Linked DNA regions of Homo sapiens: region 1 is linked to region 2. A link is an interaction called in ENCODE POLR2A ChIA-PET data of the cell type or tissue named here. Cell type or tissue: PC-9. All regions are shown on one strand. Links, peaks and the distances in the headings refer to the core of each region. The heading gives the core; the rest is flanking DNA. Region 1 overlaps SLC71A2 (solute carrier family 71 member 2). Region 2 overlaps LOC107987100 (a long non-coding RNA gene).

The links. Peaks named below come from ENCODE experiments on the same cell type or tissue, not always from the same donor. Only the 100,000 strongest peaks of a DNase experiment are listed, where the experiment ranks them.
Region 1: POLR2A ChIA-PET joins it to region 2 with 13 read pairs; 5 of 35 experiments call an interaction of 5 or more read pairs at or near these places.

What each region holds. Positions count from the first base shown.
Region 1 is chr9:94,445,633-94,456,235 of GRCh38, reverse strand. It overlaps SLC71A2 (solute carrier family 71 member 2), which reads right to left. Exons shown (of 12, transcript NM_032558.3): 7 at 9,300-9,413; 8 at 4,709-4,780; 9 at 2,166-2,278. Among named protein-coding and RNA genes, the nearest start is that of SLC71A2, 76 kb to the right of the region's middle. In PC-9, for the core only: no CTCF peak of the experiment used is centred there; no DNase peak of the experiment used is centred there; H3K27ac peaks cover 617 bases.
Region 2 is chr9:94,501,196-94,511,798 of GRCh38, reverse strand. It overlaps LOC107987100 (a long non-coding RNA gene), which reads left to right. Exons shown (of 3, transcript XR_001746844.2): 1 at 1-304. It also overlaps the pseudogene LOC100421692 and the pseudogene RNU6-669P. Among named protein-coding and RNA genes, the nearest start is that of PCAT7, 49 kb to the left of the region's middle. In PC-9, for the core only: no CTCF peak of the experiment used is centred there; no DNase peak of the experiment used is centred there; H3K27ac peaks cover 43 bases.

The DNA of each region.
Region 1 (10,603 bases), core at 973-8,972, 56 kb after region 2:
AATGACAGGACAGGCACAGTCAGGCAGCAGGTCAACCTCAAGGAGCTCACTATTCGGAATGCAATCAGTGGCAAAAGTACAAATGCCTTGTTTTCTCCTGTTACATTTTATTTATTTTTTCCTCTTTAAAAATGCATTTTTTTTTTAACCTACAAGGTTACATGTGACACTGGAGGAAACGAATGGCCTAGGATGGGGACAGAAGGGCCAGGAAACCTTTGTGTCTTGATTTTACTTCTTTTACAAACTTTTCTTCTCCCTGGTCTCCCTACTGCTATCTTTAGACATAAGCTCAATGAAGTTCGCAAGGAGATTTCTTTTGTTGCTATAAATACCACATTTTCTCCACTGACCTTTCATTTTTTCTTTGTACCTCTTGAAGGCTCACTTTCACACTGCCCTCGAGCTACAGCTTGCTACCCCTCAACAGAGAGAGCATGGTGTGCCCCCAACTGGAAAAACAGACCTGCCTTCCTCTTTAGACCTTTGTCCTCCTCTCAATAAGAGTCTTAACTATGTATCAGTATGAAGTGTGAGTGAGTAAAGTGAGGCCCCAACTTTGGGATGGTCATTACTGAAAAAGAAAAACCTCACATGATGACAAAGTCTTTTTAACACTACATGAATGTGACTAAATCAGCTACTGAACCAAAGTTCACAGGAGCAAAATCAAAAAGAACAAGGAGAATCAAGCAAGTTAATCTGGTAAAAAGTCACAGACGGCTAGGGACAGTGGCTCATGACTGTAATCCTAGCACTTTGGGAGGCCAAGGCAGGAGGATTGCTTGGGCCCAGGAGTTCAAGACCAGCATGGGCAACATGAGACCTTGTCTTTACAAAAAAAAAAAAAAAAAAAATCAGAATATTAGCCAGGCATGGTGTAAAAAAAAAATCAAAATATTAGCCAGGCGTGGTGGTGCGTGTACATACTCCCAGCTACTCAGGAAGCTGAGATGGGAGGATCGCTTGAGGCTGGCAGCAAGGCTGTAATAGTAAGCCATGATTGTGCCACTGTACTCTGGCCTAGGCAACACAGCCAGACCCTCTCTCTCTCAAAAAAAAAAAAAAAAAAAAAAAAAGGAAAGAGCAAGCGGATCAAATGAAATTCCAAAATTCAGAAGGGGCATATGTACTTACTCCCCAAACTAAACATGATAACTAAGGCAATTCTAGTTTCTCTAAATTATGTTGTCTGTTTGTGTCCAAAGTAAGGACCAGCTCTACCGTCTAAAATGGAGAAGGCATTTCTGCATCTGCCCACCAGGCACATGGAGAAACCTGCCACATTAACAAAACAAAACTCACGATTCCTTCTAATTTTTCTTATTCCACTGAGCTTATTTGGACCTTCCTTCCTGTTTATGGGGGAATCTAATATGGTAGTAATAACTGCGGCAGAATGCACATGGTTTTGGAAGAAATTTTAGTGTTCAAACTCAAATGATTTATCAAGGTTATGTTACTGATAGGTAATGATAAGTCATAGTGAAGCTTGCCATAATCAGTCATTTTTTTTGTATCTTCTTGTTTTGCTTTTGACTATATTCAATGTCTCTAAAAATTAGCATATGTGGCCAGGTGCGGTGGCTCACGCCTGTAATCCCAGCACTTTGGGAGGCCGAGGCAGGCAGATCACAAGGTCAGGAGTTTGAGACCAGCCTGGCCAACATGGTGAAACCCATCTCTACTAAAAATACAAAAATTAGCCGGGCGTGTGGTGAATGCCTGTAATCCTAGCTACTCAGGAGCCTGAGGCAGGAGAACTGCTTGAATCCGGGTGGTAGAGGTTGCAGTGAGCTGAGATCATGCCACTGTACTCCAGCCTGGGCAACAGAGTGAGACTCCGTCTCAGGGAAAGAAAAAAAAATTGGCATATGCTTTAAAAAGTAGACATAAAACTTTATTTGGGGGCTGGAGGGAAGAGAGAGATACATTCAATTAAGGAACAATTCCGTGAAAGTCCAATGACATAAAGGTAGTCTTTATAAATAATCCTGTTATCTAGCTCCACATTTCCCCAAATTAAAGCCTAATGGTTTCTGCAATGTTGAATACACCAAACCAGCAAAATAACCCTTGCTTCCTTCTCATCACACCCAACCACCCCAAGCTCCTCTAAGAGGCATCTGTCTGGCAGTTCACGAGAATCTAAGAGTGAGGCTTACCAGGCCTGTGATCCAAAACCGTACCAGGCTAACTGGAGCATCTGGAAGCCCAAGCCAAGGAGGACAGTATTCTTATTTCCTAATGATCTCATCAAGATGCTAAGAAAGGCCGTCTGCAAAGTAAAGGAGACAACTCTGAAAAACCACATCAACACACAGAATTAAAATACAAGCTCTGTGTGTGAAGACCCTTCCCTGATGACCAGAGACCTCTAAGGGCACACTGCCTGACCTGCAACCTCAGAGTCTGGACAGTACTGATGACCTTCTACAGGGGTGGAGTGTTGGGGGCTCCCAGCCTGACCTGGGGCTCAATGCTTTCAGCCTCCTCCCTAAGAAGCCTGTCTACCTGGTGCTCTGCTGGCACTTCCTGAAAGGATATCACAACTGTTCACCAGTTACCATGACTGAGAGGGACAGCCTCAGTCTCTGGAGAAATACTAATCACTTAAATATCTGTGAATAGCAAACTCCTGCTGAACATTTACAGAATATGAGAGCTTCTGCTGGAAGTTTACAAAGTTGGAATTGGGATGTAAGTTTGATTTTAACAAATATATACTCTGCTAAATATAACTAGTTGAGAAAGTCTAAAAAGGGGTTGGATGAAAGATGACTGGGCTGGCCGGGTGTGGTGGCTCATGCCTGTAATCCCAGCACTTTGGGAGGCCGAGGCAAGCAGATCACAAGGTCAGGAGTTCGAGACCAGCCTGGCCAGCAGGGTGAAACCCTGTCGCTACTAAAAATACAAAAATTAGCCAGGCATAGTGGTGCACACTTGTAGTCCCAGCTATTTGGGAGGCTGAGGCAGTAGAATCACTTGAACCCGAGAGGCAGAGGTTGCAGTGAGCCGAAATCATACCACTGCACTCCAGCCTGGGTGACAGAGCGAGACTCCGTGTCAAAAAAAAAAAAAAAAAAAGATGGCTGAGTTTATGTTTGATTTTGTAAAAAACCAAAATGATCAACTTGAAAGGTTAACATAATTTACATTTGCAACACATTTCAACAAAAACAAAAATATAAACGGCCTTTGTTTTGATGCATTCCCATAAGCCTTGTCAAATGTAGTAGTTTTGCGGCCTTCTCATTTCTCCTTGAGAGAGGTTACCACAGAAGAATGCTCTGCTTTCCTGGTAACCATTTCAGGGAAAACAACCCCTAGGCAGTACCATAAAATATAGTGAGTGTGCCTTGGCACAACAGTGAATTAATTTAAGGACAATATGCTTCATCTTTTCTGGTACTGTATTTACAATAGATAGGGAAATGGTTAATGCTCTCTACTCACTGAAAATCATTTATCAATACCTATATATAATAGATATTTATATATAATATCTATTATATATATATGAATATATATGAATATATGAATATATATGAATATATGAATATATATGAATATATATGAATATATATGAATATATATATGAAAATATATATATATATATATTCTCCCTCTCTCTTTTTTGAGATGGAGTCTCACTCTGTCACCTAGGCTGGAGTGCAGTGGCGCAATCTCGGCTCCCAGCAACCTCCACTTCCCAGGTTCAAGCGATTCTCCTGCCTCAGCCTCCTGAGTAGCTGGAATTACAAGCACATGCCACCACACCCAGCTGATTTTTGTATTTTTAGTAGAGACAGGGTTTCGCCATATTGGCCAAGCTGGTCTGGAACGCCTGACCTCAGGTGATCCACCTGCCTTGGCCTCCCAAAGTGCTGGGATTACAGGTGTGAGCCACCGTGTCTGGCCCTCACTGAATATGTTTTAATGCTCTGATTCATATTTCTTCAGTCCTGGGAACAGTCGGAGTTAAAGCAGTTACAGATTTTCATTTCTGCTTTTCATTTCTACTTACTTTTCAACATTAAAATAACACTGAACCATTTTCCTAGTTGATTTTGCAATCCAGAGATAGATTATAATTATTTACTATTTTGGTTGGTGTAAAAGCAAATAAAATAATTGACCCAGCAGAGGTTACGACAAATATTCTAAAAAGTAGGGAAAGTTGTATCAAAGTTCTCCTAAATCATCTTTTCTGAGAAAACACTAAATGGCAGATGATGCTGGTGCAAGGGGAGCACCAGAGGCCCCCAGGGGCCTGGGATGGGGAACCACTGTGGCTTCCGAGGAGACTTAGGCAGTGGCATCGGGGCCAGGGCCCCTGAGCTGAGGAGGCAAGGCTGAAGACAAGAGTGGATGCCAGTCACCAGGCTGGGCTGCCTGGTCAAGGATATAATTTTAAAAACATTGTTTTAAATAAAAACATAAAAAATTTCCCCTAAATTACAACCTCAAAAAAGAAAATAACCTCTACACATTATATAAGAAGGAATAGTTCTGTGGACCACATTCACATCAGTTTCTTGATCTGATATTATACTATAGCTTGCAAGACCTTACCATAGCAGGGGGTGAGGGACTGAGGTAGCAGCTCAGGGAATATCTTCCTGCATTTTTATATGTGGCTTCCTGTGAAACTATGGTTATCAGGATATTTTTTAAATTTTTTAAGTATAGATAAAATGATACTCACCTGAGCCACAATAGACAGAATTCCTACCATAGCTATGAATGCTGCAATTTTAACAGATCCAAAACCTATGACCTATGGAAATGAAATGAAAACACTTTAGTAATATAGATATTATAAAATAATAAGAAATATTATGTTCTATTACAATGATAAGTCTAGGAAAATTCATAAAACCAGTGGCAAATTAAGACATGCTGAAAGCTGAACCTATATAACCAGTAATTTATATCTAAAACTGATGTAAGAAATCGTTATAAGCAGGCACAACTTAAATTGTGAAATGTTTTATAGACATTTTCTATTATATGTCTACCTGTTGTTTTATATACCCTCTCCATCCCCAACCCACAAGTTGATAAATATGGTATCAAGTAATAAAAAATGAAACAAAATGACTGACTTTTGATGCTGCCAATACAGCATTGCTCATTAGCAAAGCCAGTGGCTCTCAACTTTGCCTGCACATTAAAATCATGATGTAAGCAAAAGACAAGGGATAAGGAGAGCAAGGGAAGGAGAGCAGTGAGATGCTGGAAGACCACTGGAGACCAGTTAAATCAGGCTCTCTGGCGGTATGACCCGGGCACAGGTATGTTTTAAAAGCTCCCATGGTGATTCTAATAAGCAGCCAAAGTAACCTGGCAATGATTTCTAAGCCTCTGACCGTAACAGTATCTCCGAAATGTCTACAACTTTTAAGACTTAAATATCAAGTTTTTTAAAAGTTACGTTATTTTGGGGCTAGGTGCAGTGGCTCACGCCTGTAATCCCAGCACTTTGGGAGGCCAAGGCAGGCGGATCATCAGGTCAGCAGTTCGAGACCAGCCTGACCAACATGGCGACACCCCGTCTCTACTAAAAATACAAAAAATTAGCTGGACGTGGTGGCGTGTGCCTGTAATCCCAGCTACTCAGGAGGCTGAGGCAGGAGACTAGCTTGAACCTGGAATGTAGAGGTTGCAGTGAGCCAAGATTGTGCCACTGTATTCCAGCCTGGGCGACAAAGTGAGACTCCATCTCAAAAAAAAAAAAAAGTTACATTATTTTGCCCTATATTAAAATTCAGGAAAAGGACCTTAAAAATTATGGGATTAAATTATATACATTATTCTCATTTCACAAATGAGTGTCTTGCTTCCAGGGACACAACTGGCTAATGAAAAGTCCTAGGGCTAGAACCTCTGGACAGCCAATCCAGTGCTGCTGACATTAACATTTTGTTTGAAGTTTTAAAAACTGGAACCGGAAAATGTAGATTTAGGGATTCTCAGCCTTTATTTGTAAATATATATTATTGTTAAAGAGCTTTATTAAGATAGAATTTAAATACCATACAATTCACCCATTTAAGTGTGTAGGTCAATGGTTTTAGTATATCCAAAGAGTTGTGCAACCATCAGCACAATCAAAAGTGATTTTCATCATTCCTCAAAGAAACGTAGCAGCCATTAGGAGTTCTACTCCCCTAACCTTCCCATCCCCCAACCGTTAGTCTACTTCCTGTCCCTATGGATTTGCCTATTCTGGGCATTTCACATAAATGAAATCATACAATGTGCAGTACTTTGTGACTGGCTTCTTTCTCTGAGCATGTCGTCAAGGTTCACCTATGTTGTAGCACGTATCTGTACTTCATTGCTTTTTACTGCTGAATAATTAACATTCTAATGTATAGGCATATTTGTTAATCCATTCATTAGCTGATAGACATTTGAGTTGATTCTACTTTCTAGACATTATGAATGATAATCTGTGTACAAGTTTCTGTGTTAGAAGTGTGTTTTCATGTCTCATGGGTATATATACCTAGGAGTATATTTGCTGAGTCATATGGTAACTATATGTTGAATATTTTGGGGAACTGCCAGGCTGTTTTCTTACAGCAGCTGTACCATTTTACATTCTCACCAGCAAGTATGAGGGCTCCGATTTCTCCACATCCTTGTCTGTCTTTTTGATAGCCATCCTAGAACATGTGAAATGGTTATCTCATTGTTGGTGTGACTTGCATGTCCTTGACGGCTAGTAATGTTATTCTTCTTTTCCTGTGCTTATTGGCCTTTTGTAGATCTTCTCTGCAAAATCCTTTGCCTATCTTTTCAACTGAGTTGTCTCTTTATTGTTGAGTTATTGTAAGATGCTATTAAGTCTTTTATTATAAGAGTTCTACATGTATTCTGGATACAAGTTATTTATCAAATATATGATCTTCAAATATCACATGCAAATTTAACTAAAATGTTAGTGTGTTAATTGTTCTTAGCAGCCAGCAATAATATAAAATAATATGGAATGATTCCGATTTGTCATAATTGGTGGTGGTGGTGACATGAGCATATGTGTAGGAGAAAAGCTAGAAGAATAAAATAGTCATAGTTGTTTATTACCTACATAAAGAGATGTAACTTTTTTTTTAGCTTTCTTCCTTGGACTGTCTCATCTTCCTACATTATTTTCTGTGTTAAATGCATATGTAATGTAATGCACAAATTAATTTAGACACAAGTATAATTTTCTACACTATCTCACCATTCTTCCCTCTAAATCTCTAGCATACAACCACCAAAAATGAACAAAAGAGAAATGCCTGGGAAAGATCGGGTGTAGTGGCTCATGCCTATAATCCCAGCATTTTGGGAGGCTGAAACAGGCAGATCACTTGAGACCAGGAGTTCAAGACCAGCCTGACCAACATGGTAAAACCCTGTCTCTACTAAAAATACAAAACTTAGCTGGGTGTGGTGGTGCATACCGATAATCCCAGCTGCTTGGCAGGCTGAGGCACAAGGATTTCTTGAACCCAGGAGACAGAGGCTGCAGCGAGCCAAGATCACGCCATTGCACTCCAGCCTGGGCAACAGAGCAAGACTCTTGTCTCCAATAAAAAAGTAAAAAGGTTTTATTTATATGCCACCACGTAAAATATTAGTCCCATACCCTCAGGAAAACTATCAGAATGAAGAATTTAATACACTTCATTTTTAAATACAACCAGAAAAAGAGGAATTTATCTTAGGAGGAAGCTTGCTGTGTCAAAGTAAACCATTAGGAAAAGGCCTGCCTTCCAATGAAATCAGTAAAAGACCACAGGATGCAATGGAAAGGCAGCTTAGGTCTGAGCAATCCCAGAGAGCTGAAGAACAGTTGAAAGGGGAAGTTTTTGGTTTTCTTTTTTTTAATTGCTTTAAGTCAATTATCTGTTTTGGGGGACAAAATAGGGTATAAATTTTTTTAAAGTGTAAAATACTCTAGAGAGGGAAGATTTTGATTAATGCTTTTGAGTCCCCCTGAAGTCCACAGCAGCAGTTGAGCTATGACCTACTGAAGGTGCCTCAGCAAGCTGGCTTCAATCAGACCTGGAACAAGGGCAGGTCTGAAATAAGTTTTATCTGTTAAATTTAATTAATATTATTAAAGATTAAAACATTACAGTACATGAATGTTACAGCAGCTTTATGCACAACTGTCAAAACTTTAAAGCAAGTAAGGTGTCGTTCAGTGGGTGAATGGATAAACTGGCAAATCCAAACAAATGCCAAAAACAAAATGAGCTATCAAGCCATGAAAGAACCTTAAATGCATATTATTAATTGAAAGAAACCAATCTGAAAAGGCTACATACTGTATGAAAAAAGGTAAAACTATGGAGACAATAAAGAGATCAGTGGTTGCCAGGGGTTGGTGGTGGAGGGAGAGATAAACAGGCATAGCATAAGGGATTTTTGCAGTGAAAATTCACTGTGTGATACTGTAAGGGTTGATACATGTTATCATGTCATCATACGTTTGTCCAAACCCATAGAATGTACAACACTAAGCATGAACCCTAATGTAAACTGTGGACTTTATGTTAAGATAATTTGTCAATGTAGGTTCATCAGTTGTAAAAATTTCCCACCCTCGTGGGAGATGTTGATAGTGGAGGAGGCTATGCATGTATGGGGATAGGGGATATATGGGAAATCTCTATATCTTACTCTCAATTTTGCTGTGAACCTAAAACTGTTCTAGAAAAATAGTCTATTTAAAAAAAAAAAAAAAAAAAACAGGCTGGGCACAGTGGCTCACGCCTGTAATCCCAGCATTTTGGGAGACCGAGGCGGGTGGATCACTTGAGGTCAGGAGTTCGAGACCAACCTGGCCAACACGGTGAAACCCTGTCTCTACTAAAAATACAAAAATTGGCTGGGCATGGTAGTGCACGCCTGTAATCCCAGCTACTCGGGAGGCTGAGACAGGAGAATCGCTTGAACTCAGAAGGTAGAGGTTGCAGTGAGCCAAGATCGTGCCATTGCACTCCAGCCTGGTGGACAAGAGCAAAACTCCGTCTCAAAAAAAAAAAAAGATAAATTATGTTTCTGCTAATTCTGGTTAATTCTCAAGAAAAAAAAATTTCCACAGTAATTATCTTACTATAAATCATTGCATTAAAGGTGCCCTGTTTACTAATTATATGCCAGCACCTACATTTGTAACTAGAAGCAAGTTCACATGTTTTTTCCTCTGCAGTGGTTTCCTCAAAATATCTTTAGACAAATCTCCATCTTTGATTTTCCTGGTATTGAAAGGCTACTAGCCACTCACTACTCACCTGCCTGAGATAGAGAAAAAAACTTGAATACTGTCCAGCTTCAGGAAGGTATGAAAGAAACACGGTGATGCAGATTAGTAAGACAGTAGAATCTTTTCCAACTTTCTTCAACGACTGAGAATAAGCAGAAAGAACACACTTAAAATGCCAATACACATTAATGTTGCCAATGTTCTGGGACATCAGCTTCATTATTTTGATCTATTAAGATGAATAACAAAAGTCAAATGGTTAATAAAAGGAAGTTCTATCACCATCTTTCTGAGGAAGTTACAAGTCTTAATTTCAGAGGTATATATTTCAAATCATATAGCTAAAAAAAAAAGCAAAAAAATAAACCCACAAAACACACTTACTCATCTTTGTTAACACACTGATTAAAATCCCTGAACAGATCCCGAACTTCCTATAAACAGAACCTGGAAATATATTCCTACAGAACCTTTTAAGAAAATCACTTCTCTCAATTCATAATGTAACTTCTTTAAAGCCATATTCAGTACAGAGCGTTTCCGTATAGGTAAATTCACTCTATTCTTCAAAGTGTTCATGTTCAACTTTTATATCTGGTAGACAAATAAGTACGCTCCAGCCATAAGGTCAAACTGGTAAGAACTTGTTGAATGTTACAACCTTGTTGAAAAATCCTTCTTACATACATTGGATTGTTGAATAGAACAAAATGGTAAGTTAATACCAAAGGAGTGGAAAGTGCTACAGAGCTTCTAGCTCATCAGACCATAGCTTTTATGTAATTAATAAGCAAAAGCAGCTAATGTTGTTGAGACTTTGCTGGGCAACAGACACTAGGCTAGTTAATTTACACACATTAACAGTAATCCCCACGATTGCCCGGAAAAGTAAGCCACAGTAGCTCTACTTCACAGAGGAGCTTTGATGCATAACTTGATCACTACAAAGGAAGGTGGGAAGCCTAACTGGCTGGCTCCCAACCCCACTACTGGCTTCCTTCTCTAAATATTTCTTTTGGTGTCTGACATTGTGACAATAATAGAACAGGCAGGATCCCTAGGTCATGCCCTCAGGGGGTATTTTAGAAAAAGTAATTTCTGATTGATTACATGAATTTTTCTGAAAGGTAAACTTGGGGGACGAAAAGCAGAAACCAAACTGCTGGTTCTTTTTTTGTCTACAAACTTTTTTTTTCCCCAAGAACAATTTCAAACCAGGTAGGGTAGAGAGAAGGTGAGAGATAAGATATGTTTTCCAGTGACACACCACCTTCCCATGCCAAAAAAGAAGGGGGTGGAAAAGGAGAGGAAAGGGAGGGAGGTAGAGAGGGA
Region 2 (10,603 bases), core at 800-8,799:
CTGCAACTATCTATTTAAGCAGATCTCCAAAAATAAAAAATAACACATATACCCTTTCACCCAGAAATTCCACTTCCTGGGATTCATTCTTTCTATTTAAATAAACCTGACCTTGAGTTAACTCTCTAGTTCTGTTCCCCTGGAAACCTAATAAAGGTGAATGTCGACTGTGTTACCAGGTAACAGTACCTAAGAAAAAAAGACCTCCTGATATGCCTCTAAACTTGGGACGACTGCAAATCAACATGAATACCTGTTGGTAAGCCACAGTTTGGATTTGGACTCCCCTGTGTGCAGTCTATGCGTATGTCCCCTATGGGATCTGGAATTTAGATCTATGAAACTGTTAAAAAAGATATTGGTTCCTATTTGGGACATGATCTTTCTAAGCCAGGCTGGTTCTCCCATCTGTCTACTGCGGTCTTGTGCTCTGGTACTTGAGCTGCACAGGAAGGGAGAGAGGCACAGATGACAGCCCCTCCACTGCTATGTGGAGCACATGAGCAATGCCTGGCTCTACTCTGCTGGCATGCTGTGTGTTCCTTCTAACATCCGTCTCTAAGGGAATCTATCCTCAATATGGCCTGATTAGGTCCTGTGGGTTTGACTGCTTAGTTGAATCTAAAAGCAGCAACTGAAGCCCCACCCTGGGAAGGCAAGGTATCACAGATATGAATAAGTTGCTCATTACATTTTCTAAAATACAAAATTTAAGACATAGTTGTTCATTAACACAGAACTGACATGCTACATTCATATAGAAAAAAATAAGTAGATCCAAGTATACAGTTTATTTTGTGAAAGGATGTGTTTCTGCGATGTGATTGAGCTCATGTGAAATTAGTAAATAAGGGAATGGCATCAATATAACATGGAATCACGTTGGTTCATTGATTTTTCCCTGCATGTTACTATTTTGTGATGAAGCCTAAACACAAACTATACTAGGATAGCCAAACACAGCAATACAAGAATGCTGTACTGTGTATAGTGTGTGCTTACTCCATCTGCTTTCTGTTTGCTCCGTGTACCCAGTGGCTCTGCCTGGAAGTGTTTACTGTATGGTTCTCACAAGTCTACGTACATTTTACCCTTGTCCCCATTACTCAGATTTACAATTCCCCATACAGCTACCATGAGTTATTGTTACTGCTGATGTTGAAGGTAAAGAAATACTAGAGCAGCCAGGTGAAGTGGTACATGCCTGTAACCCCAGCACTTTGGGAGGCTGAGGCAGGTGGAATGCTTGAGCCCATGAGTTTGAGGTCAGCCTGGGTAACATGGTGAAACTCATCTCTACTAAAAGTACAAAAAGAAAATTAGCTGGGCGCGGTGGCACATGCCTGTAGTGTCACCTACTCAGGAGGCTGAGGTGAGAGAGTCACCTGAGCCCAGGAGGTCGAGGCTGCAGTGAACCGAAATCACGCCACTTGCACTGTAGCCTGGGCAACTGGAGTGAGACCTGGCCTTAAAAAAGAAAAGAAACGGAGAGGGAGAGAAGAGAAGAGAAGGAAAAGAAAAAAAGAAAAGGAAAGGAAAAGAAAAGAAAAGAAAAAAGTACTACAGTAGGCTGGGTGCACTGGTGTGTACCCGTGGTTCCAGCTGCTTGGGAGGCTGAGGCAGGAAGACTGCTTGAGCCCAAGAGTTTGATGCTATAGTTTGCTATGATCATGCCTGTGAATAGCTGCAGCCCTCCAGCCTGGACAACACAGTGAGGCCCTGTCTCTAAAAAATAAAAAAAATTAATAAAAGAAATACTAGATTAGATACAGGACTTCATTTATTGGAAATCTGATGTATTTTTAAACTGAGCTCATAGTTCTACATGACTTACTTGTTTCTGTTAGTGATCTGTTTACTTGTTTTTCCCACAAGTCTTGTTATTTTTAGTGTCCAATTTTGAAGAAAAAGGTTTTTAGGAAAGCATACATTGCATTATAGCAGAAGCACCTATAGTGCCTTGGAAAAAGTGAAAAAAGTTGCATAAATATGTGAACCCATTAAAAAATAAACAATTCTGCAAGTGTTTGCACATACATACATATATAACACTTATGAAAAGCATATACCAAAACTTAAAGAGTGATTACATCTGGACAGTGGATCTCAAGAGCTGAAGGGGTAAAGGGACAAAACATTTGTAACCTGTTTGAATAACGTTTGCCATAATTATGAATTATTTTATTAAATAAAGTCTAAAATTTAAAAACTGAACTCTAATAACCTTTTTTCCCAATGGTTGAGCTCAGTGCACTTACCACCTTGATTTTCAAGTTCCATTCCCTCCAGAACTGGACAATTAAAATGTTTTCGTGCTTCCTGCTAAGAACCAGAAGAAAAATCGGAAGAAAATATGGTACAAAAGTACCATAAGATAATGGCAAACTTTTCATCACATGAATATAAGTTAACATTAAAAAATTACTTTCTTGAAAAAAGAATTTCTTTTTAAAATATGGTTTTTAATATAATTAAATATTTTGATGCAGTCACACTTCTCTTTGCTAAGAAATTACTTCTCTTAGTATCTTTTCCTCTCTCTGAAGATTTTCACTTTTGTACCACATAGCTAAAAAATGTTATAGACTAGTATGATTGACAGCTGTAACTCATGTTAGTAACAATTTTACAATTTTTTATTTTTTATTTTATTTTAAATTGACAATTTATAATTGCATATATTTATAGAGTAGAGTGATGTTCTGATTTATGAACAATATGAAGTAATTACATCAAGCTAATCCATCATTTCAAATACTTATTTTTTGTGAGAAGCACATTTTAAATTTACTTTCAGTTTAAAAATGTGCAATACACTATTATTGTATTTTTAGTAGAGACAGGGTTTCACTGTGTTAGCCAGGATGGTCTCGATCTCCTGACCTTGTGATCCGCCCGCCTTGGCCTTCCAAAGTGCTGGGATTAGAGGCGTGAGCCACTGCGCCCGGCCGCAATTCACTATTATTAACCACATTCACCATACTGTGCAATGACCTCAAAAAAAAGAACAAAAATGTATTACTTCTGTTTGTGATTTTGTGCCCTTTGGCCATCATCTTACTATTTTCCCCAACCCCCAGCCTCGAACCACTACCCTCTGCTTCTGAGTTCAATAGTTTTAGATGTCACATGTAAGTGAAAACATTAGGTATTTGTCTCCTTGTTCCTTTTTTAGCATCATGTTCTCCAGTTTCATCCATGTTGTCACAAATGACAAATTTTCCAGCCTTTTTAAGGCTGAATAGCATTCCACCGTGATAAGTGGTGCCAACTTCCTATGCAGTTCAATATCTGTGTATAGCTGTTGATTTCCCCATAACTTAGCTATTCATAGCCTACTGTTGACAAGAAGCCTTACCAATAACATAGTCAATTAACACATATATTGTATATTTTATGTATTATGTACTGTATTCTTACAATAAAGCTAGAGAAAATGTTACAAAAAATATCATAAGGAAAATATACTCACTATTCATTAAGTGGAAGTGGGTCACCATAAAGGTCTTCATCCTTGTCTTCACATTGAAGAGGAAGACTAGGAGTTGGTCTTGCTGGCTAAGGGGTGGCAGAAGTGGTAGAAGTCCACAAATAAGTGGACCTGTGCAGTTCCGACTTATGTTGTTCTACGGTCAATTGTATATAACCCGTTTTCTTTACCCATTCATCTGCTGATGGACTGTTAGGCTGATTCCGTAATGTGGCTATTGTAAATAGTGCTGCAATGAACACAGGAGTGCAAACATCTCTTTGACAAACTGGTTTCAAATCTTTTGTGTAAATATGGAACAAGGATTGTTGGATCATATGGTAATTCTATTTTTAGTTTTCAAAGAACTTCCATACAGTTTTCCACAATGGCTGTATTACTTTATACTACCACCAACATTGTACAAGGATTCTCTTTTCTCCACATCCTCACCAACACTTGTTACCTTTTGTTTCTTTTCTTTTTAACATACGGAATGCTTCATGAATTTGCATGTCATCCTTGCACTGGGGCCATGTTAATCTTCTCTGTATCATTCCAATTTTAGTATTTGTGCTGTCAAAGCGAGCACTCTTGTCTTTTTGATAATAGTCATCTGACAGACATAAAATGACATCTCATTGTGGTTTGAATTTGCATTTCCCTAAGGATTAGTAATGTTGAGTATTTTTTCGTGTACCTGTTCATAATTTGCATGTCTTCTTTTAAGAAATGTCTATTTAGGTCCCTGGCCCATTTTTTAAATGGGCTATTTGTACACAGTTGTTTGCATTCCTTATATATTTTGGATATTTTTTCTGATGTTTGGCTTGCAAATATTTTTTCCCAATTTGTAGACTGTCTCTTCACACTTTTGTTCCCTTTGCCGTGCAGCAGCTTTTTTGTTTCATGTAATCCCATTTGTCCGTTTTTATTTTTGTTGCCTGTGCTTTTAGGGTCCAATTCAAAAACTCATTGCCCAAACCAATGTCATGTAGTTGTCCCCTTATGTTTTCTTCTAGTAGTTTTACAGTTCCTTGTCTTATGTTTAAATATTTAATACATTTGGAGTTGGTTTTTGTATATGATGTGAGATAAAGGTCAAATTTCATTCTTCTGCTAAGGATACCCAGTTTTCCCAACACCATTTATTGAAGAGACTTTTTCCCATTGTATATTCTCAGCACCTTTATTAAAAATCAATTAACTATAATTGATTAATCATAATCAAGTTAATCATAATTTATTCTGTTCCATTCATCAATGTGCCTACTTTTATGACAGGAACATGAAATTTTAATTATTATTCCTTTGCAGTATAGTTTGAAATACTACAAAGCTAGAGGCATCACACTGCCTCAATAGCTTTGTTCTTTTTGCTCACGATTGCTTTGGCTATTCAGGTTTTTTGGTTTTTTTTTTTTTTTCCAATCTTTCATTTTTTTTTTTTTTATACTTTAAGTTCTAGGGTACATGTGCACAATGTGCAGGTTTGTTACATATGTATACATGTGCCGTGTTGGTGTGCTGCACCCATTAACTTGTCATTTACATTAGGTATATCTCCTAATGCTTTCCCTCCCCCCACCCCACAACAGGCCCTGGTGTGTGATGTTCCCCTTCCTGCGTCCAAGTGTTCTCATTGTTCAAGTCCCACCTATAAGTGAGAACATGCGGTGTTTGGTTTTTTTGTACTTGCAATAGTTTGCCGAGAATGGTAGTTTCCACCTCCATCCATGTCCCTACAAAGGACATGAACTCATCCTTTTTTATGGCTGCATAGTATTCCATAGTGTATATGTGCCACATTTTCTTAATCCAGTCTATCATTGATGGACATTTTGGTTGGTTCCAAGTGTTTGCTATTGTGAATAGTGCCGCAATAAACATATGTGTGCATGTGCCTTTATAGCAGCATGATTTATAATCCTTTGGGTATACACCCAGTAATGGGATGGCTGAGTCAAATGGTATTTCTAGTTCTAGATCCTTGAGGAATCGCCACACTGTCTTCCACAATGTGGAACATTTGGAAGTTGTTCAATCACAAACAATGGTTGAACTAGTTTACAGTCCCACCAACAGTGTAAAAGTGTTCCTATTTCTCCACATCCTCTCCAGCACCTGTTGTTTCCTGACTTTTTAATGATCACCATTCTAACTGATGTGAGATGGTATCTCATTGTGGTTTTGATTTGCATTTCTCTGATGGCCAGTGATGATGAGCATTTTTTCCTGTGGCTATTCAGGGTTTTGTGTGTGTGTGGTTCTATATGAATGAGGATTTTTTACCTACTTCTATGAGAAATGACACTGGAATTTTGACAGGGATCTCACTGAATCCGTAAACTGTTTTGGGTAGTATGGACATTTTAACAATATTAATTATTCTACTCCATGAACATAGGATTCCCTTTTATTTATTATGTCTTCTTCAGTTTCTTTCATGTAGTTTTCAGTGTATAGGTCTTTTACTTCCCTGGGTAAATTTATTCCTAAGAATTACTTTTCTTGGTAGCTATTGTAAATGAGATTGTTTTCTTGATTTCTTTTTCAGGTAGTTTTCTGTTAGTATATAGAAAATTACTGATTTTTGTGTGTTGATTTTGTATCCTGCAACTTTATTTATTAATCCTCACAATTTTTTTATGGAGTCTCTAGGATTTTCTATATATAAGACCATGTCATCAGCAAACAGCAACTATTTCACTTCTTCCTGTCCTATTTGAATGCCTTTTATTTCTATGGTCAGACTGCTCTAGCAAGGACTTCCAATATTATGTAGAAGTGGTAAGAGTGTTCTTACCACTATGTTCTTCAATACTCTGTAGAATGTAGAAGTGGTAAGAGATCTTGGAGGAAAGGCTTTCAATTTTTCACTAATAAGTATAAGGTTTGTTTTGGGTGTCTCTTATATGGTCTTTATTGTGCTGAGGTACTTTCTTTTTGCACCTAATTTGGTTAGTTTTTTTTTTTTTTTTTTGAGATGGAGTCTCACTCTGTTGCCCAGGCTGGAGTGCAGTGGCCCAATCTTGGCTCACTACAAGCTCCACCTCCCGGGTTCACGCCATACTCCTGCCTCAGCCTCGTGAGTGGCTGGGACTACAGGAGCCTGCCACAACGCCCGGCTAATTTTTTTGTATTTTTTAGTAGAGACAGGGTTTCTCCGTGCTAGCCAGGATGGTCTCGATCTCCTGAACTCATGATCCGCCCGCCTCGGCCTCCCAAAGTGCTGGGATTACAGGCGTGAGCCACCACGCCCGGCCTAATTTGGTTAGTTTTTAACCATAAAAAGATGTTGAATTTTGCTAAATGATTTTTCTGCATCTACTGAGACAATCATATGGTTTTTGTTTTTTATTCTGTCAGCGAGATGTATCACATTTATTGATTTGCTATGTTCAGCCATCCTTGCATCCTGTGGATAAATCTCACTTGATCATGATGGATGACCTATTTAACGTGTTGTAGAATTCAGCTTGTTAGTATTTTGTCAGAAAATTTTTGTACTTAATGCTCATCAAGGACATTAGCCTGTAATTTTCTTTTCTTGCAATAGCTTTGTCTACATTTGTTATTAGACTAATACCACCCTGGTAAAAAGAGTCTAGAAGTAATCCCTCCTCTTCAGTTTTTTGGAAAAGTTTGAGAGGGATTGGTATTCATTCTTTGTTAAACGTTTGGTGAAATTCAGGAGTGAAACTGGTTCTGGGCTTCTCTTTGATGGTCGACTTTTATTACTGATTCAATCTCATTACTCATTATTGGTCTGTTCAGATTTTTCATTTCTTCATGACTCAGTCTTCAGAGGTTGTATTTGTCTAGGAATTTGTTCATTTCTTGTGGGTTATCCAATTCGTTGGTATATAATTGTTTATAATAGTCTCTTATGATCCTTTGTGTTTCTGTCATATCAGTTGTAATGTCTCCTCTTTCATTTCTTATGTTATCTGCATCTCTCTAACTAAAGGTTTGTCAGTTTTATCTGTTCAAAAAATCTACTCTGGCCAGGTACGCTGGCTCACACCTGTAATCCCAGCACTTTAGGAGGCCGAGGCAGGCAGATCACTTGAAGTCACCAGTGCCTCCTCTGTTGTGATACCTCTTAGGATCAGTGGTATTATTTCTATAATGAGTGATCATTTTATTTGGTATCTGTATTAGTCAAGGTTCTCCAGAGAAACAGAACCAACAGGATGTGTGTATATATCTATATAAATGTGGAGAAAGATACGAGAGAGGAGGGGAGGAAGAGGTTTCCTTTTTTTTTGAGACAGGGTCTCACCCTGGCCAACATGATGAAACCCCTGTCTCTACTAAAAATACAAAAATTAGCTGGGCATGGTGGCGGGTGCCTGTAATTCCAGCTACTCAGGAGGCTGAAGCAGGAGAACCACTTGAACCCAGGAGGCGGAGGTTGCAGTGAGCCGAGCTTGTGCTATTGCACTGCAGCCGGGGTGACAAGAGGGAAATTCTGTCTCAAAAAAAAAAAAAAAAAAAGTTGCTCAGTATGATAAAACCTTGCTCATTGGGTTCTGTCTGTCCTTTAGTTAGAGGTTTCCAGAGATAGGAAGTAGCCCAAGAGCAATGCAAAACTTTAGAAGTCAGACAGCTGTACATAGGCAAGGAAAAGGGGGAGGGAGAATAGCCGTGGTGCCCAGATATTTGGCCCAGATATTCTGGATGTTTCTGTGAAGGTATTTTCTTGAATGAGAGTAACATTGAAATCAGTGGACTCTGAAGTAAAGATCACCTTCCATAATGTGGGTGGGCCTTGTCCAATCAGTAGAAGGCCTTAAGAGAACAAAGATTGATCTCCCCTGAACAAGAAGTCATTCTGCCTTTGGACTCAAACTGCAACTCTCCCCTGAGTCTCCAGCCTGCTGGACTACCCCATCAGATTTGAACTCGCCAAGCTTCCACAGTCATGTGAGCCAAATCCTTAAAAGTTATCTCTTGGACAGGTGTTGTGGCTCACACCTGTAATCCCAGCACTTTGGGAGGCTGAAGCAGGAGGACTGCTTGAGCCCAGGAGATCGAGACCAGCCTGGGCACATAGTGAGACCTCATCACTTCAAAAAATAAACAGAATTGGCTGGGCCTGGTGGTGGTGCGTGCCTGTAGTCTCAGCCACTCAGGAGGCTGAAGTGGGAGAATCACTTGGGCCCAGGAGGCAGAGGTTGCACCAAGCCGAAACCACACCAATACACTCCAGCCTGGGTGACAGAGTGAGACCCTGTCTCAAAAAAAAAAAAAAAAGAAAAAAGAAAAAAAAGAAAGAAATCTCTTCCTCCCCTCCTCTCTCATATTCTTTCTCTGTGTGTACATATATATAGAAATATACACACATCCTGTTGGTTCTGATTCTCTGGAGAACCCTAACTAATACAGACACCAAATAAAATGTTAAGTCATTACAGAAATAGTACCACTGATCCTAAGAGGCATCACAACAGAGGCGGCACTGGCCTAAAGCACTGGGTAGGATGGGAGCCGTGAGACTCATTGCCAAGTTTCCATTTCCTCAGATTTCTCATGGCCCATAGCTTTATTACACTGCCTTTATATTACTTTTCCTACTATAGACTCTAAAATATTACAAGTTCTTAAATAATAATGATGAGTAAAGAAAGGACCACAATAAAGGAAAAGAACAGATGGCTCATGAGACATGAAGTTCAGTAATACTTACAACAAGAAGCGTTACCAGGAGATAAACAATAATACACAGTGTTATTGTCTCGAACATCCCATAATCTCTCCACTGTTCGAACTACTTTATCACTCCATTGATATAATCCAAGACTGCAATTATAGAATTAAAACAATTATTGTTGCAAATTCACAACTATAAATGTAAAAATATTTATATTTACTGTAAAAAGTCTTTATAAATATCAATATGAAATTAAAATATTTGGGAACATCCTATGTACCAAGTCCAAACAAAGTACTTGATAAGTATTTTCCTTTCTACATTTTGTAAAATTTAATTTTTTGGTTGGGTGCAGTGGCTCACACCTGTAATCCCAGCACCTCAGGAGGCCAAGATGGAAAGACTGCTTGAGCCCAGGAGTTTGATACCAGCCTAGGTAACACAAGAAGTCCTTGTCTCTACAAAAAATTTGAAAACTAGCTGGGCATAGTTGTACAGCCCTGTGGTTCCAGCTACACAGGAGGCTGAGCCAGGAGGATCACCTGAGCCCAGAAGGTTGAGGCTGCAGTGAGCCATGTTGATGCCACTGCACTCCAGACTGGGTGACAGAGCAAGACCCTGTCTCAAAAACAACACAAAATAAAATAAAATAATATAACATAAAATTAGCCAGCATGGTAGTGTGTGCCTGTAGTCCCAGCTACTCATGAGGCTGAGGCAAGAAGATCACTTGAGCCCAGGAGTTCAAGGCTGCAGTGAGCTATGTTCAAACAGCCACACTCCAGCCTGGGTGACAGAATGAAATCCAGTCCAAAAAATTTTTTTTAAATTTATTTTTTATTTTTTGCTGAGACAAGGTCTGCTATGTTGCCAAAGCTGGTCTCAAATTGCTGGCCTCAAGCCATCTTTCTGCCTCTGTCTTTCAAAGCTCTGGGATTACAGGTGTGAGCCACTGTGCCTAGCCTTGGTAAGTATTTTCAAATTTCATCTTTTCAACAACCCTATGAGATTATCGTCACTATTTTGCAGATAAAGAGACAAAAGTTCAGGGAGATGAAGTAACTTGTTCAAGTTCACATAGCTAGCACTTGGCTAAGATGACAATGAATTACTTCCTTTCGACAAATGCATTGGATAAAATGAAAACAAGTTCACAAACATATCCAAGTATGTAAGGAAACATAACCAACAAAATGCCATATTAATTTAGTGGGAAAGTAGAATTTATCTAATTACTGTGAAACTGATTATCCATTTAGAAAAAAAAAAGGTTAAATCCCTATTTCACCACATACAAAAATTCCAGAAGGATATAAGCAAAAATGACAGAGTAAAAATCTCTCAAAATTCTCTCCTATCAAAGCAACGAGAAAGCTACCCAAATTGGTGAAATCAACTTTTTAAACTTTGGAAATTAATCAAAGATTTACAGCAATGCAGAAAGCATTTATTCATGAAAAATGGATGAATCTCAGCAG